3 separate regions of the Homo sapiens genome follow, and regions 2 and 3 are each linked to region 1. A link is a contact called in ENCODE Hi-C or POLR2A ChIA-PET data. All regions are on one chromosome and are shown on one strand. Each heading gives the region's core, a stretch centred on a gene start or an enhancer-like site at or near the end of the contact. The rest is flanking DNA. Distances are from core to core; before and after follow the strand shown.

Region 1 (4,209 bases), core at 945-3,444:
TGGGGGCGGAGGTGAAGGCAGCTGGGGAAGATCCTCTGTGGCTACTCGGGGTGGGGCGGGCAGGAGGAGAACATGCAGATGGCCTCTATGTGCCAGAAATGCTTTCCAGGAGCTTCTGACAGGAGAGGGCAGCTGCAGAGAGCTGGACGGGGGACAAGGCTGTTGCTCCACCAGCTCCAGGCAGCCTGGCGAGGCTGAGCACCCAGCCGAGGAGCAGAGAGGTGCCCACTGCCACCGCCACCCTAACACCCTCTGAGCAGAGGAGCCGGCACGCTCAGGATATCCTTTAAGACAAGAGTTGAAGGGAAAGACAGAATCAACCCGGCTCTGCAGGCGCCAAGGAGCCAGCACACATGGAGGCTGTGCAGTCCATTCCCCGGATGTCTGATGTGGGCGGCAGCACAACACGTTGCTTGGAGGGGCAGTGAGGTCATTCCCACAATTCTGAAGAAGGGTCAGTGGACTGTGTGCTCAGCAGGGAGGGCTGATGGGCCAGACTTGTGGATCACTGACAGCCGGGTCGGAGGGGGGGCTCACCGGGAGGGGTGTCCCCCACCACCCACTCCAGTTCACACTGCTTCTGACTTGTGCCCAGGAGAGCAAGCTAGCCTTCCAGGGGGCCAGAGTAACACTGGGCATCCTCTCGCTGCCTGCTAGGGTGAGACATATGGGACACGTGTGTAGGTGTCTGTCCTCCTTTGATTACTAGTGCTGGGTGGGGGGGGGGGTCCCCAGAGGTCCCCAGGGAGTGCAGAGGCAAAGGCTTAGCATCTGCCCTTGCTGCCTCTCTCCTGGACCAGACTGCTTCCCCTCCTTCTCCCAGGACCTGGCCGTACCTGGAGGGTGGAGCCCTCCGTTGAGCCTGCTTGCTTGAACTTCCCTTCCTCCCCTGCACTAGCAGGCCCCTCAGGCCTCATGGGGACACTCTTCCCCAACCCCCTACCTCACCCCCTCACCCCTCACCTAGAAGGAGGTCAGAAGAATTTGGTGCCATGGAAAGGAACATGGGGCATGGAGCACTTGAGGACACTCCCGGGACCCCCTCTGCAGGGGAAGGTGGAGCTCTGGGGCCAGAGGCTATGAGAGCACCAGCCAGCTCAGTGCACATTTGTCTGAGTCCGGAGTCCCAGTGCTGCTGTGAATGCGCTGAAGGGGTGAGGCAGGGATGGGGTGTTAGGGAGGAAAGAGAACTCTTTGTGAGTCACATTTCAGACGCCTCCATTCCCATTCATACATTAGGGTCTGTGGGGGACTGGGGCACATCAATATATTGTTAGAGAAAAAATGTATATGCAATATAAATGCATTAAGAAAAAAAAACACCCGAAGAAACGATTCTGACATGTTAATAGTGGTTCTATGTGGCAGTGGGATCGAGGATTTTTATACCGTACTTTCATATGTTTTCCAAATTTTCTACACCAAGCACGTGTTAGTTACGTAATTTAAAACTTATTTATTTTTAAACCAAATTCTCCAGCCAACTGTGCTTTTCCCCAGTTGCAGTAACTTTCCTTTCAGTCAGGTTTCTGGGTGAATCCAAAGAACAAGGCGGCCTCTCAAGCCCACATCATGTCACGTTCATATTTTCATTCTTCCTTCGTTGGGCCGGCTCTGCGGAGGCCGAGCGCTGGGGCTGGGGCGAGAACGGTGTCCCTGTCGTCAGGGAGTTTCCAGCTAGTGGCCTTCTCCCGCTTCTCAACCCATCCCCTCCCCTGTCCGCCGAGGTCGGGCTCTGACGGGAGCGGGCCGCCCTCCGTCTGATAGGTGCGGTCTGGGGAACTTGAGCTGCCCAGTCTCCCTCCTTCTTTCCCCTGCTGCAGACCCCAACTCTGAGCTTGGGGGACAGGGAGGCCGAAAGGGCCCTGTTAAACGCTGGGTGCTGGGAAGCCGCCCCCTCCAGGGAGCCCTCAGGACCTCAGGCCAGGGCTGGAAGCGAGAGGAGGCCGGAGCCCAGGGAAAACGGGCGACCGGGGGCGGCGCGCGTGTCAGTAAGGAGCCAGGCGGCGGGGACGGAAGCTCCGGGAGGGCGGCGGGCCGGGGCGGGTGTCAGAAGGCTCCGATTGGGCCTTCTGCGGCCCTGCTTCCCCCGCCCCCGAACCCCCCAAAAGCTGCGGGCAGCGGCAGGGCGCCTGCGACACAGGGGCGCGCCGCGCGGGACCTGAGGAAAAGCTACGGCCAAGCCCCGAGCACAGGCGCGCCGCCGCGCTGGCTCCGGGAACGCGGACGCACGGCGGGGCTGCCACAGCAACGCAGACAGGAGCGCGGCGACTGGCGGAACCGCGGAGAGGCGGGACTCAGGAGGCGTCTCGCGAGAGTTAGGCTTCGCGGGCTTCCGGCCGGTGCCGGCCGCGGGGGCCGACGGGGTTAGGCTTCCGGCGTGGGTTGTGTGGCCTCTCCCAGCTCCACGCGTTTCTGGGCGCCGGGCACTAGGCGAGCCGGCCGGGCTGGCGCGAGGCCGCAGGCGGGAAGAGTCCCCGGGGTCGGCCCCGAAGCGGCTCTGGAGGCAGTAGCCGGGGACGCCGAGGTCAGGGAGGAGGCGGATCCGAGCGCGGTCCCGCAGGGCCCTGTCCGTTCTTCCGCCTCGGCCGGTCCCGTCAGGCCGCCTTTAAATGCCCGGCGCCTCGCACCTGCTAACAAAACGAGCTCCTGCTGTTCCCCAGCTCCGTAAATGGTGCCCCTGGCCCTCCCCAGTTCTCAGGCAGAGCCTTGGCGGCCTCCCTGACCCCTAACACCCCGCATCCAGCCCGGCAGTACATCCTGTTGGCTGTGCCTTCGAAATTTCCCCAGACCTGACCTCTTCTCCCACCTCTGCCACCACCCTGCTCCGAGCCGTCTTTTCCCGCCGAGATGACTGTAGTAGCGTCTCAGCTGGGTCTCCCCGCTTCCACCTTCCCCTCCTGAGTCTCCTCAACACAGGAGCCAGAGCGATCTCGGAAAGTACAGGAGGTCATGCCCCAGTGTGGTTCCCCTTTCCTGGGTTTAAGTCAAGGTCCTCACCGTGCCTGCCGGCCTCCCGGGTCTCTGCGCGGTGGACTCTGGACCTCCCTGCCCCGTCCTGCCTCAGGGCCTTTGCACCTGCTGTTACCGCGGCCTGGAACGCTCCTCCCCTGAAACCCTGTGACTCCCACTTAGTGAGGCGACCACCTGTTGAAAACCGTGCCCCCTTCCTATACAGATGCTCCTGTCATATGGGGTTAGATTCCCCATCAACCCATCATAGGTTAAAGCATTGTAAGGCAATTTACGGTAGGTTTATCCGGATGTAACCCCATCTGTAAGCGGAGGAGTATACTGAATGTGTATGGCGTTTGTACCATGGCAAAGCCAAAATGTAAGTCAAACTCGAAGTCCAGGACGGTCTGTGGCCTGTACTCCCTTGCTTTCCCTCCCCGGCTCTTAGCGCCATCCAGCATCGTTGATAATGTAATTTGATGTGTATTGTCTGAAAGCACCAAGACGGCAGAGTTTCTCTCTTATCCAGATCACAGTGTGTGCTCAGTAAACACTAGACTGAGGGGGTGTATGAGAGGTCTTTTTTTCCTCTCTCCTTCCTCAGGAATGGGTGAAGATGAAGTCCTGTAAGGCAGGAGCTGGATCAAAGAAATATCCCGGGTCTTGTCTGTGTGCAGACTGTTGTTTGAGGACTCTGCTCCAGTTCTAGCAGCGATCGGTGGCTCCCTTGGGTGACTCTCCAGAAGGAAGGGTGCCAGCATGGACTGGTGTCTGCTTGCCAGATGCCCTGAACAGCTCATTCCTCAGGAGGCCAGGGGCGCCTCAGGAAGTGCTGTCAAATGCAATCACTCTCAGAACCCTCTGGGCTGAAAGATGTCATTGATTTATGCTGGCAGCCCCGCGCAGCACTCTGCTAGGTGTTGAATTGTCTGGAGAACACCTGGTATCACCCTCAAGGCCCCTTAGTCTGGTAGGAAGGAATGATGAGGAAGAGGCTGTGTGGAAGTCACAGAGAAGGAGGAGGGTGGGATCAGTTTCCAGGGTGGGGTCTCTGGAAGTCCTCTCAGGGGTTCTCAGGGGGGCATTTCTGCCTAGAGCAGCAGGTGTAAGGCGTGAGCCATGGACGAAGGGAAGGAGCCAGCCATCATTGATCGCCTCCTCTGTGCTGGATGTGGCTCTAGATGTCAAGCTCACATTTACACATTAGCCTTCCTTTACAGAGGAGGAAACAGGCTCAGAAAGCCCCTGACCCCG
Region 2 (4,876 bases), core at 1,902-4,401, 1.1 Mb before region 1:
ATCTCCACTAAAAAATAGAAAAAATTAGCCAGTGTAGTGATGTGTGTGCGCCTGTAATCCCAGCTACTTGGGAGGCCAAGGTAGGAGAACTGCTTGAACCTAGGAGGCAGAGGTTGCAGTGAGCCGAGTTTATGCCACTGCACTCCAACCTGAACAGTGTAAGACTCTGTCTCAAAAAATAGGCCAGGCGTGGTGGCTCATGCCTGTAATCCCAGCACTTTGGAAGGCCGAGGCAGGCGGATCAAGAGGGCAGGAGATGGAGACCATCCTGGCTAACACAATGAAACCCCGTCTCTACTAAAAATACAAAAAAATTAACCGTGCATGGTGGCAGGTGCCTGTAATACCAGCTACTCGGGAGGCTGAGGCAGGAGAATGGCGTGAACCTGGGAGGCAGAGCTTGCAGTGAGCCGAGATGGCACCACTGCACTCCATCCAGCCTGGGCGACAGAGTGAGACTCCATCTCAAAAAAAAAAAAAGACTGTCTCAAAAAATTAAAAAAAAATTTTTTTTAATCTGTCATCCAGGCTGGAGTGCAGTGGCGTGATCTCGGCTCACTGCAAGCTCGCCTCCCGGGTTCACACCATCCTCCTGCCTCAGCCTCCCGAGTAGCTGGGACTACAGGCGCCGCCACTATGCCCAGCTAATTTTTTTGTATTTTTAGTAGAGACGGGGTTTCACTGTGTTAGCTAGGATGGTCTCGATCTCCTGACCTTGTGATCCTGCCCGCCTCGGCCTCCCAAAGTGCTGGGATTACAGGCATGAGCCACCGTGCCTGGCCAAAATTAAAAAATTTAAAACAGTTCTGGATGCCACTCCCCCATTAAATCAAGCAAATTGTACTGCTTAGAAATAGAACTCAGGCCCGGGGTTCGAGACCAACGTGGCCAACATGGCGAAACCCTGTCTCTATTAAAAAAGACAAAAAATTAGCCTGGCGTGGTAGTGTGCACCTATAGTCCAGCTTTTCGGGAGGCTGAGGCAGGAGGTTGGCTTGAGCCTGGGGTGTTGAGGCTGCAGTGAGCCGAGACTGTGCCACTACACTCTAGCCTGGGAGACACAGTGAGAACCTGTGTGTGTCAAAAAAAAAAAAAGGGAGAAGTCGGGTTCCTGGGTCCCTGCCTCACCTTCCTGCTGTGTTCTCCTTATTGGGCTGTGCTGCTCTGAGGAGAGGTCCCTCAAGGCCCAGCCCTCCTCGCCCTCAACACAGCCTGAAGCTTCATGGTTTTTCTCCCCTCAGTCTGACCTAAATTGACTCCTTCATATACTTCGTGCTTAGGGAGATGATAACACCTCCAAGTTGGGCATAGAAACGCAGTGTCCAGCGGTCTGCGCTGCTGTCTCGAAGGCTTCCGCTAGGAGTGTGTGCATCTTCCACACCCACGGACAGAGAGGCTGCCTCAGCCCTCATCACTCTTCGCCAAGTACAGGTGGGGCACGGCACAGCCCAGCAGCTGATGGAGAGCCGGCCTTCAGCCCTTCGCTTGTGTCTAACTCACCCCCTTTCCCCTGGGATCCATGCTTAAGGTCCCCCACATGACTACTGATCATAAATCTTGTTGCAGATAGGAGCTGGGCTTGGCGTGGGGCCAAAAGCCTGCCAGCCCCCGGAGCAGAGTGGGGTGGGCAGCGGAGTAAACCGCGGGGTGAGGCTGCTGGTTTGGCGGGCCTTCTCCCACGTCCGTTTCCTCCTCCACGTGATCGTGATCATTTCCTCTAGGACAGTCTTGGCATGTTACCATCCGTATGGAAGAGATGGCCTGGGAGGACTGGATGGGGTTGGTGTGTGTGAGCGAGTGACTCACAAGGCTTCAGAGGGTTAAAACTAGCAGTCAGAAGACCTGCGGATTCCTGTGGGGAAATTCGGTCAGAAGACCAGCGGAGGATCCCTGTGGGGAAATTCACAACGATGCGGCATCTGACTTCCTGACTCTGAAGGCCAAATGAGATGCACCTGGCCCTCCTCTCCCCACTCCCCAGCATCAAAGACAGCATTTCCAGCCCAAACACCTTCAGAGCAGCCCTGGCGAGAAGAGAGGAGCAAGGAACTGACTCCAGGTGCCGCACTTGAGTCTGTCTAACCCAACATTCAGAATCAGACATCCCCGTTGCCTTGGGGTCAGTCCCCACCCCAACCTCAAAGGGGGGCGGTCAGGATGTCTGCAAGTGGTGCTTTGTGCTCCAGCAGGTGCACCCGGACTCCACGATGTCTGCCTAACTTCCAAGCCCAGTTTTGCAGCCCTGCCCCTAGATTCTCCCTCGAGGGTGTCTGGCCTTAGCGCTCTTCAGATTGGCTTCTTAAACGGAGGGAGGCGGGCCGGGGGCGGGGTTCCTTGGTCATTTACTTGTGAATGGTGTGCCTGGTTTCCGCTCTCTTCCGGGCATGGAGCAGGTGTCCGTACTGCAGGCCCCTCCACGGGCGTTCTCTGGTCAGTACTTCTCTCCTGGAGGAAGTGGAGAGCTGCCAGGAGGGAGAGGGTGGAGGTATCTTGCCCTGGCTCACAGTCATTTTCTTGTCCTCTGCCCCCAACCCAGAAACCCCATTGGTGTACTCCCTGTCCCCACGTGTTCAGCCACGGAGGGAGGGACGCACTTCCACCTAAGCTGGCTCACTCCGCTGGGCCCTGAACGCGGGGGCGGCCGGGGCGGCTCGCAGAGCACAGGGCAGAGACCCATCCCTAGGACGACAAGAGCCGGCGCTGCCCCACCCCGACCCCGGCTGGAGTGCGCTCCGGCAGGACCCAGCTGCTCTCCGAGAGCCCAGAGAATCGAGGCGTTTACGCAAAAGCCCGAGTAGCTGAGCGCTTGCTCCGGGGAGACGCCCCGCCCAAGAGCAACCTCTGCTCGGCCAGGACCCGCTTCCCCACCCTGGGGAACCCGTGCAGCAGCCGGGGCCATGAAGCCGCCGAGGGCTCCCACCAGCCCGGCCGGGTCAACCTCGACCTGCGGCACGGTGCCGCGGCCCCTAGGAAGGCTCCCCTGCTCCCCGTGGGTACCAGCGACCGCCCCAGCTCCCGGAGTCCCTGCAGCGCGTCCTTTCCGGCCCGCCCCCGGCACCGCCGACCGCTTTACGGCGGAGGTCGCGCCGCACAGCGGGCTGCCGTAAAGCGCTCCGAGGCGGAGCCGCCGCCGCGCGGCCGGGGCTTCTCACTCTGACGGGCCCGCGCGCACGATGGCCGGCGCCGCGCCGCGGGTCCGCTACCTGGCGGGCTTCTGCTGCCCTCTCGGGGGCCTGGCGGCGGGCAAGCCCCGCGTGCTGTGCCATGAGGCAGAGGTCTTCCTGTCCACCGGGAGCGAGCTCGTCTACGTGTACGACCAGGAGGGCGGGCTGCTGACCGTGAGCGCCGGCCCGCGGGGGCGGGAGGGACCGGGCGGGGGCGGCGGTTCGCGTGAAAATGAAGACCGCGGGCCCGCGCGTCGCGTCGGCCTGACCCGCGCCCCGGTCCGCAGGCGGCGTTCCGGTTCCCCGACCAGGTGTGGCACCTGGAGCTGCTGGCGCCGCGCAGGTTGCTGTACGCGCTGTGCGCCCGGAGGGGCCTCTACTGCCTGTCGCTGGACCACCCGGGCAGGAGCAGGTGAGGGCGGGCCCGCGGCCTCCCTCCCGCACACTCCTGCTGCCCCCGGACTGCTTCAGAGCGAGCAGCCCCACCTCATCGCGCTTGGGGACCCGGGCTGCCGCCAGCTCTGAAGCCTCGGCCGCCATCCCTGCCCGATTATCTGGAGCCCCTGCCCCCAGCACTCTTTCTGCAAGTGTCTTGCTCACAGTCCTTAGTAAGTGGGGTTCACATGGTTAAGCCCACGGCGGGGCGCGGGATCCTGTCCTTTGGGCCCTGGTGGCCCGGTGCTGTCTGGTGAGACACGCCCCCGAGGTTGGGTCTTTATTGGAGGGAGGAGACAGCAAAGGCACCGTGACCCCGAGTCAGTGATCAGTGGACACCATCTGGGTTGGAAGGAAGCGAGCTCCGGGCAGCCAGGCCTGTCTTCAGTGCAGAGCCAGCAGCTGCTGACCGCGGCCCAGGCTGTAGAGGGGGCAGCCTGTGCACTTTGCAGCCTGGGCCTCAGCCTGACGGTTCTATGCTGACAGGTGTCGGTTCACGCTGGTTTTGGATGCCTGGTACTTCTTGTCAAGAGTATCCTTCGTGGGGAAGGTGGGAGGCCATGTGGCAGATGGACTGCTGAGCGGCCTTGGGGGTCACTGCGGGAACCCCTGAGCCAGACTACTCCATGCCAGGTTATTGTGAAGAGAACGTGGGAATCCCACCCTGCCCAGGCCTGACCAGTGCGTCCCTGTTCTCAAAGGTCTACGAGCCAGGATGACAGGGACAGCGAGGACGGTGACCAGCCTTCCCCCGTGATCCCTGTGGACCCCGATGCCTGCATCCTTCCCGATGCTGCGCTGTGCGCGTTCACCTTGCTGGACAGTGTGCTGGTCACCCTGGTGCAGGGCCCTGCCCGATGGAAGATGCAGCTGTTTGAGCAGCCCTGTCCTGGGGAGGACCCCCGGCCAGGAGGCCAGATCGGTGAGGTGGAGCTGTCCTCCTACACGCCCCCAGCCGGGGTCCCAGGAAAGCCTGCAGCCCCCCACTTCCTTCCAGTGCTGTGCTCTGTGTCACCATCAGGCTCCAGGGTCCCGCACGACCTCCTCGGGGGCTCCGGGGGCTTCACGCTGGAGGACGCCCTCTTCGGGCTCCTCTTTGGAGCTGATGCCACCCTCCTGCAGTCACCTGTGGTCCTCTGTGGTCTCCCTGATGGCCAGCTCTGCTGTGTGATCCTGAAGGCCCTGGTCACCTCCAGGTCAGCCCCTGGTGACCCAAATGCCCTTGTCAAGATCCTCCATCACCTGGAGGAGCCCGTCATCTTCATAGGGGCCTTGAA
Region 3 (4,887 bases), core at 2,388-4,887, 1.2 Mb before region 1:
GCCCACCCAGTGGCATCTACTCACCTTCCCTAAGACAGCAGGTGCCCAAGCCCTGCCTCCCGGAAGCTTCCCCCAGGCCCCAGGGTCGCTGTCACCTTGGTCCTCCAGACACAGCACCCCAGGCCGGCTCCTGCTAAACCCTGACCTCCCTGGATTGGGGCTCACGGCCCTGTCTCTCCGACTCATGAGTGCGAGCTTGCGCAGTGCAGGGACCACCGATCTGCACCTGCACATTTTCCGCCACACCTGGTGCTGTTCTGTCATCAGTGCCCAGTAAACACCCGGAGAAGCAAAGGTGCCAGCCTGGGTGGCCACCCGCATGCCCCCGTCTCACCCACCTTCAGCAGGTCCTTCAGCTCCTCCATGGTCTGCTTGTTGGCCACCTCATCATGAACTGTCTGGCCACAGTTCTTTACCACAGATTCCATGACCTGCAGATGCCCAGGAAGGGAAGGGTTGGGCCAGTGGTCAGGGCAGGGCCCCTCCTCCTCCCGGACAGACCCACCTCCCTGTGGGACAGCAGAGCCCTTCGACAGGCCCGTCAGTGGCCGGTGGGGAACCCGGTGGGACAGCAGAGCCCTTCGACAGGCCCGTCAGTGGCCGGAGGGGAACCCGGTGGGACAGCAGAGCCCTTCGACAGGCCCGTCAGTGGCCGGTGGGGAACCCGGTGGGACAGCAGCCCTTCAACAGGCCCGTCAGGCCAGTGGGGAACCCACATCTGAGACTCAGCAGCCTGCACAGCACCGCTCCGTGACGCCAAGTCTCACTGCCAAGCACAGCAATGACATCCGCCTTCTGGTGTTTACTCACGCAGGACCGGCTGAAGAAGTGGTGCCCACTCCCTCCCCTATCTCCTGTCTCTCCCTCAGCGTGACCCTCTCCTAGGTGGCACTGTTCACACAGGCACTCAAGGCTGAGTGGAAACTCTCCTGCTTGATGTATGCCCAGGGAGGTGGGCAAGGCCACAGGACAAACTCTTCTCATGCTGTCGTGACTAGTAGGGGGTAGGGACCCTGGGGGCCACTGAGGCACGGGGGTCTGCTTACCTCCAGGGCATACAAGGCGACGTGTGGGTTCTTGTCGTTGACTTTCTTCTTGATGGAATTCACAGCATATTTTGCTCTGAAAAGGAAACATTGATAAAAGCAGAGAAAAACGGGAAAAAAATAGTCTCAGCAACTAAGATGAGAAAAGCTCATCTGCTGCCAGGTGCAGTGGCTCACGCCTGTAATCCCAGTGCTTTGGGAGGCCAAGGCAGGAGGATTGCTTGAGCCCAGGAGTCTGAGACCAGCCTGTGCATTACGGCAAAAACCCATCTCTACCAAAATACAAAAAATCAGCCGGGCGTGATGGTGAATGCCTGTAGTCCCAGCTACTCAGGAGGTTGAGGTGGGACGATCGTTTGAGCTTGGGAGGCAGGGGCTGCAGTGAGCTGAGATCACGCCACTGCACTTCAGCCTGGGTGACAAAGCAAGGCCCCGTCTTAAAAAAAAAAGTCTGTCTGCCATCTTAGTCTTTGAGAACCCCGAAGCAAATACAAACATAACCAGGTATCTGCAAGCTGTACAGAGAAAACCCCTTAATCCTCCAAGATGTCAAAAAATCCTAGCATGTAGCCCATGCAGTTCTCCACATAAGAGCCTAACACGGTCAGCTACGTCGTGGAGACCCAACGGGCACCAAGCGAGCCCAGCTTAGTGCACGGCTGCTCCTCCGCATCAGGGCACAGGCCCCGCTAACTCACTGTGTGTCCCCTTGGCGGATCAGGTCGCAGATCTGCAAAATGGACTCCCAATCTGTCTCCAACAGGAGCTGGCTGGTCGCCTTGTCTGAGAGAGAAAATGCCATGAAAGGGAGGGGTTATCCTGCTGGACGCCCCGTGCAGCACCCCAGCTTGGCAGCAGCTGGGGGGGACTCTCTCCTTCCCCTTTAGACATTTGGACCAAATGAAAAAGCATGACAGAATCCTCCTGAGCGTGCTGATGGGCAGGGAAGTGCCATCCTCCCCAGGGAAGCAGCAAACAGCGTAAGAGCACACCAGGTGCTGGTCCAAGCCCTCCCACAACCCGCGAGCGAGGTAAAGACACTCAGCAGAGAGGCGAGGGCACTGCCGTGAGTCACACAGCTCACCAGAGACAGAGGCTGATTCACTCTTAAACATCAGGCTCGGCTGCTTCTCAACAAAGAACCCTATCACCCGTCCCTTGGAGTCCCCGTTCGCCCAGATGCTCCCGGTTTCAATGGGACCTTAGCTTGGGCAAGGGCTAGAGAGGCCTGCAGTGTAGACTCCAGGCCCCTTGCTCCAAGCCAAGTGCTTTGGAAATAAGGGCAGAACGGGGCTCCAAGGAGGACTCGCCAGCATACCTGTCATCATACCACATCACTGCTGTCTCCAACAACTGGCCCCTCTGGGGGGGCAGCTCCAGCTCTGCCCACATCGCCTTTCCCGGATACAGAAACGATCTAACAAGCCAAGCCACGTCCACTTTCTATACTGATTCAGTAGTTAACCTCTGGATTCATCCCTGAAGCACTGAACTACCTGTGTGGCTGAGATACTCAGTCTGCTTGCTGGTTCCCTTGGCAAGGAAGGTGTCTCACTTGAAGTCTCCTTGAAAACCCTACTTGACAAAAAGGCAAGCTTGGGCAGCCCATTCGACCACCCAAGCTCCTACCCCCAAACATTAGACGCATTTTCCACGTGCTGCTGGGCACGTGCACATCAACATTCGTTTCCCTCCCAAAACGCGTCAATTCCAGGAGGCTCAGATAGGATCAGCTTTCACCTCCAAAAACGTGAGAAAACGCCTTCCTAAACCATTAGGCACTTCCCGAAGCCAGTGTGGGAACAAAAGGTGGGTCTGGGACCCGCAGCCCCCAAGAGAGCTCGAAGGTCCCAGAGAGAACACTGCCGGCTCCACCCTTCGAGGCCCAGTGTTTTGGGTCAGAAGCCCAAGTGCGAGCCTAACATCCGACTGAGTCACCCACTTTCATGACTCAGGCCTTGTGGCCCACTCGGCCGGGTGCTCGTCGGTCAAGAGGAAATCGGCCGAATGCCCGGGCCCGCGGAGGAGCGAGGTCGCCGAGCGCCCCTGGCGCCCTGCGCGGACCCTCGCAGAGCCCCATTTGCCAACGCCCGACGGACGCCGACCCCACGGCCGCGCCGAGGGTCCAGGATCGGCGGCTCCGAACCCGGGAGGACAGCGGGCCGGGGAGAGGCGGGCAGGGCGGCCGGTCCGCGCCCCTCGGGCCCTCGGGGCCGCGCTGACTCAGCGCCGGGCGGAGGCTGCGGGCTGACCAAGGCCGAGCCGTCGGGTGGGGACGCGTTACCTAGGAGACGCTCGAAGGTGCCGCTGCCTCGCCCCATGGCGACCTCCAGCCCAAACCCGACGCCGCGGGCGCTCCCCTGCTACGAGCTGGCGCGCCCCCCGACTTCCGCTTCCGCCTTTTCCCTCCAGTGCGCGCACGCGCACGTCACCGCGCCGGCCCTAGAGCCGCGAGGAGGCGGGGTCTTCCGCTCTCCCGCTAACGCTGCGCGCTAATTGGACGCGCCCTTGGAACAATGAGCCCTAAGAACCAATGAGAAGTCCGAAGGTGAGAACTATCCAATGAGAGTGGCCGGTGGGCGGGCCTTGAGCCGCGGCGCCGAGCTACGGGTGCCGGGTGGAGCGAAGCACGGAATGTGTCTCCTGCTGGGGGCCACGGGCGTCGGGAAGACGCTGCTGGTGAAACGGCTGCAGGATATCCTTCCGCGCGGGGACGGGACCGGGGCGCGGGGGGCACCCGGAGTGGGGCGGGGACTCACCCTTTAGCTGCTCGGGTCCTTGACCGCTTCGCACAGGTGAGCTCCCGGGATGGGAAAGGCGACCTGGGGGAGCCGCCCCCGACACGGCCCACGGTAGGTGTCCGCCCCCGCGGGTGGAGTTGCGGGGGGTCAGTTCTGCGCTTGGCGAAGAGCTCCGGGCTCCTCTAAGTGCACGCCGAGGCGCAGCGGGTCAGGTCGTGACTTAAGGCCAGCCTTCGGGAGCGGGGGACGGCCCGAGCTGAGGATAATTGGCGCGGGATGAGGGGGCCTGCCGCCCTCCACGGGCACTTCCTCTCCCCTCGCAACGGCTTCCTGTGGCTGGTCGCCCCCACAGCGAGTCCAGCTACTGATGGGCGTCGGTCCCTGCTCGCCGTTCCTGCGTTAGGGAGAATGGGTCTGCGGGGTTCAGGCCACCGTGTAAGGTGTGGGCACGGTGCTCTTCAGGAGTTCACAACGGGACAGCGGTTGTATTGTTCTTTTTGCATCGTGGTTTTTCCTATAGGTGGGCACCAATCTTACTGACATCGTGGCACAGAGAAAGATCACCATCCGGGAGCTTGGGGGGTGCATGGGCCCCATCTGGTCCAGTTACTATGGAAACTGCCGTTCTCTCCTGGTGGGTTGTAATCCTATATGGGCTTCCTTTAGGGAAGTGTGTCTACATTTCTGTGACGTCCAGTCCCCAACCTTGCTGTGTGTAGAAAGGGGTTTGGGTTATTTAGTGACTATACTACTCATGGAAATAGGTCTTAGCTAGTGTTGCTTCCTGCTGGGCACCCTGTCTGGTTTCTGGTGCTTGCGCTCCCAGGCCCCCGGTAGGAGCTCACAGAGGGCTTGCTGAGGGCAGGGCTGCTGCTCCGCAGAGAACAGACTTGGCCCTCTGTGTCACTCCCCGGTACGTCTGTGTTTATGTTGGACTTATACGTACCTCTGGTTGGTCTCATCTTGATAAGGCCTGTGCCGCGGATACCAGTATGGAGAACTGATGGCCACATGAGGACAGAGACGAGTGACACCAGGTCGTCTTCATAAAACTCGATTCCCTCTGCTTCTGCTTGTTCCCAAAGCTTTGTTTAAAGCTA

What was found. A loop is a pair of places that touch in the nucleus more often than their neighbours do. ChIA-PET counts read pairs that join two places held with the same protein, here RNA polymerase II (POLR2A). Pooled maps may share reads with other maps.
Region 2: a map of CD8-positive, alpha-beta T cell shows a loop between it and region 1 (19-fold over the local background). The contact joins the promoter of FAAP100 here to the enhancer-like site in region 1. A Hi-C loop is called at or near these places in 3 of 168 maps with a recorded cell type or tissue (CD8-positive, alpha-beta T cell and naive thymus-derived CD4-positive, alpha-beta T cell) and 6 of 50 pooled maps. POLR2A ChIA-PET finds 5 or more read pairs at or near these places in 3 of 52 experiments (CD4-positive, alpha-beta T cell, CD4-positive, alpha-beta memory T cell and activated CD4-positive, alpha-beta T cell).
Region 3: a loop to region 1 is called in a pooled map, with 13 times the contacts of the local background. The contact joins the promoter of ARL16 here to the enhancer-like site in region 1. A Hi-C loop is called at or near these places in 3 of 50 pooled maps. POLR2A ChIA-PET finds 5 or more read pairs at or near these places in 2 of 52 experiments (CD4-positive, alpha-beta memory T cell and MCF 10A).

What each region holds. Positions count from the first base shown.
Region 1 is chr17:80,452,881-80,457,089 of GRCh38, reverse strand. No RefSeq gene overlaps it. Among named protein-coding and RNA genes, the nearest start is that of NPTX1, 22 kb to the left of the region's middle. RefSeq lists silencers at 1-141, 1,907-2,166, 2,427-2,636 and an enhancer at 1,844-2,673. Within about 2 kb of position 2,194, at least 39 of the 41 ENCODE cell types and tissues checked have a DNase peak (open chromatin) inside an H3K27ac peak, as active enhancers do; they include CD4-positive, alpha-beta T cell and CD8-positive, alpha-beta T cell, where a contact is called at or near this core.
Region 2 is chr17:81,550,628-81,555,503 of GRCh38, reverse strand. FAAP100 (FA core complex associated protein 100) reads left to right here and starts at 3,151. Exons shown (of 9, transcript NM_025161.6): 1 at 3,151-3,338; 2 at 3,452-3,576; 3 at 4,301-4,876. The coding sequence starts at 3,174. LOC124904085 (a long non-coding RNA gene) reads right to left here and starts at 3,145. Exons shown (of 2, transcript XR_007065947.1): 1 at 2,998-3,145; 2 at 1-2,462. RefSeq lists enhancers at 1,520-2,095, 2,625-2,744 and silencers at 2,145-2,214, 2,225-2,304, 2,885-3,044, 3,185-3,424, 3,485-3,584.
Region 3 is chr17:81,682,547-81,687,433 of GRCh38, reverse strand. It overlaps ARL16 (ARF like GTPase 16), which reads left to right and starts at 3,637. Exons shown (of 5, transcript NM_001040025.3): 1 at 3,637-3,741; 2 at 3,840-3,898; 3 at 4,308-4,421. The coding sequence starts at 3,681. HGS (hepatocyte growth factor-regulated tyrosine kinase substrate) reads right to left here and starts at 3,423. Exons shown (of 22, transcript NM_004712.5): 1 at 3,331-3,423; 2 at 1,745-1,829; 3 at 1,047-1,122; 4 at 339-431. The coding sequence starts at 3,367. RefSeq lists silencers at 3,193-3,292, 3,503-3,562, 3,773-3,852 and enhancers at 3,441-3,735, 3,953-4,172.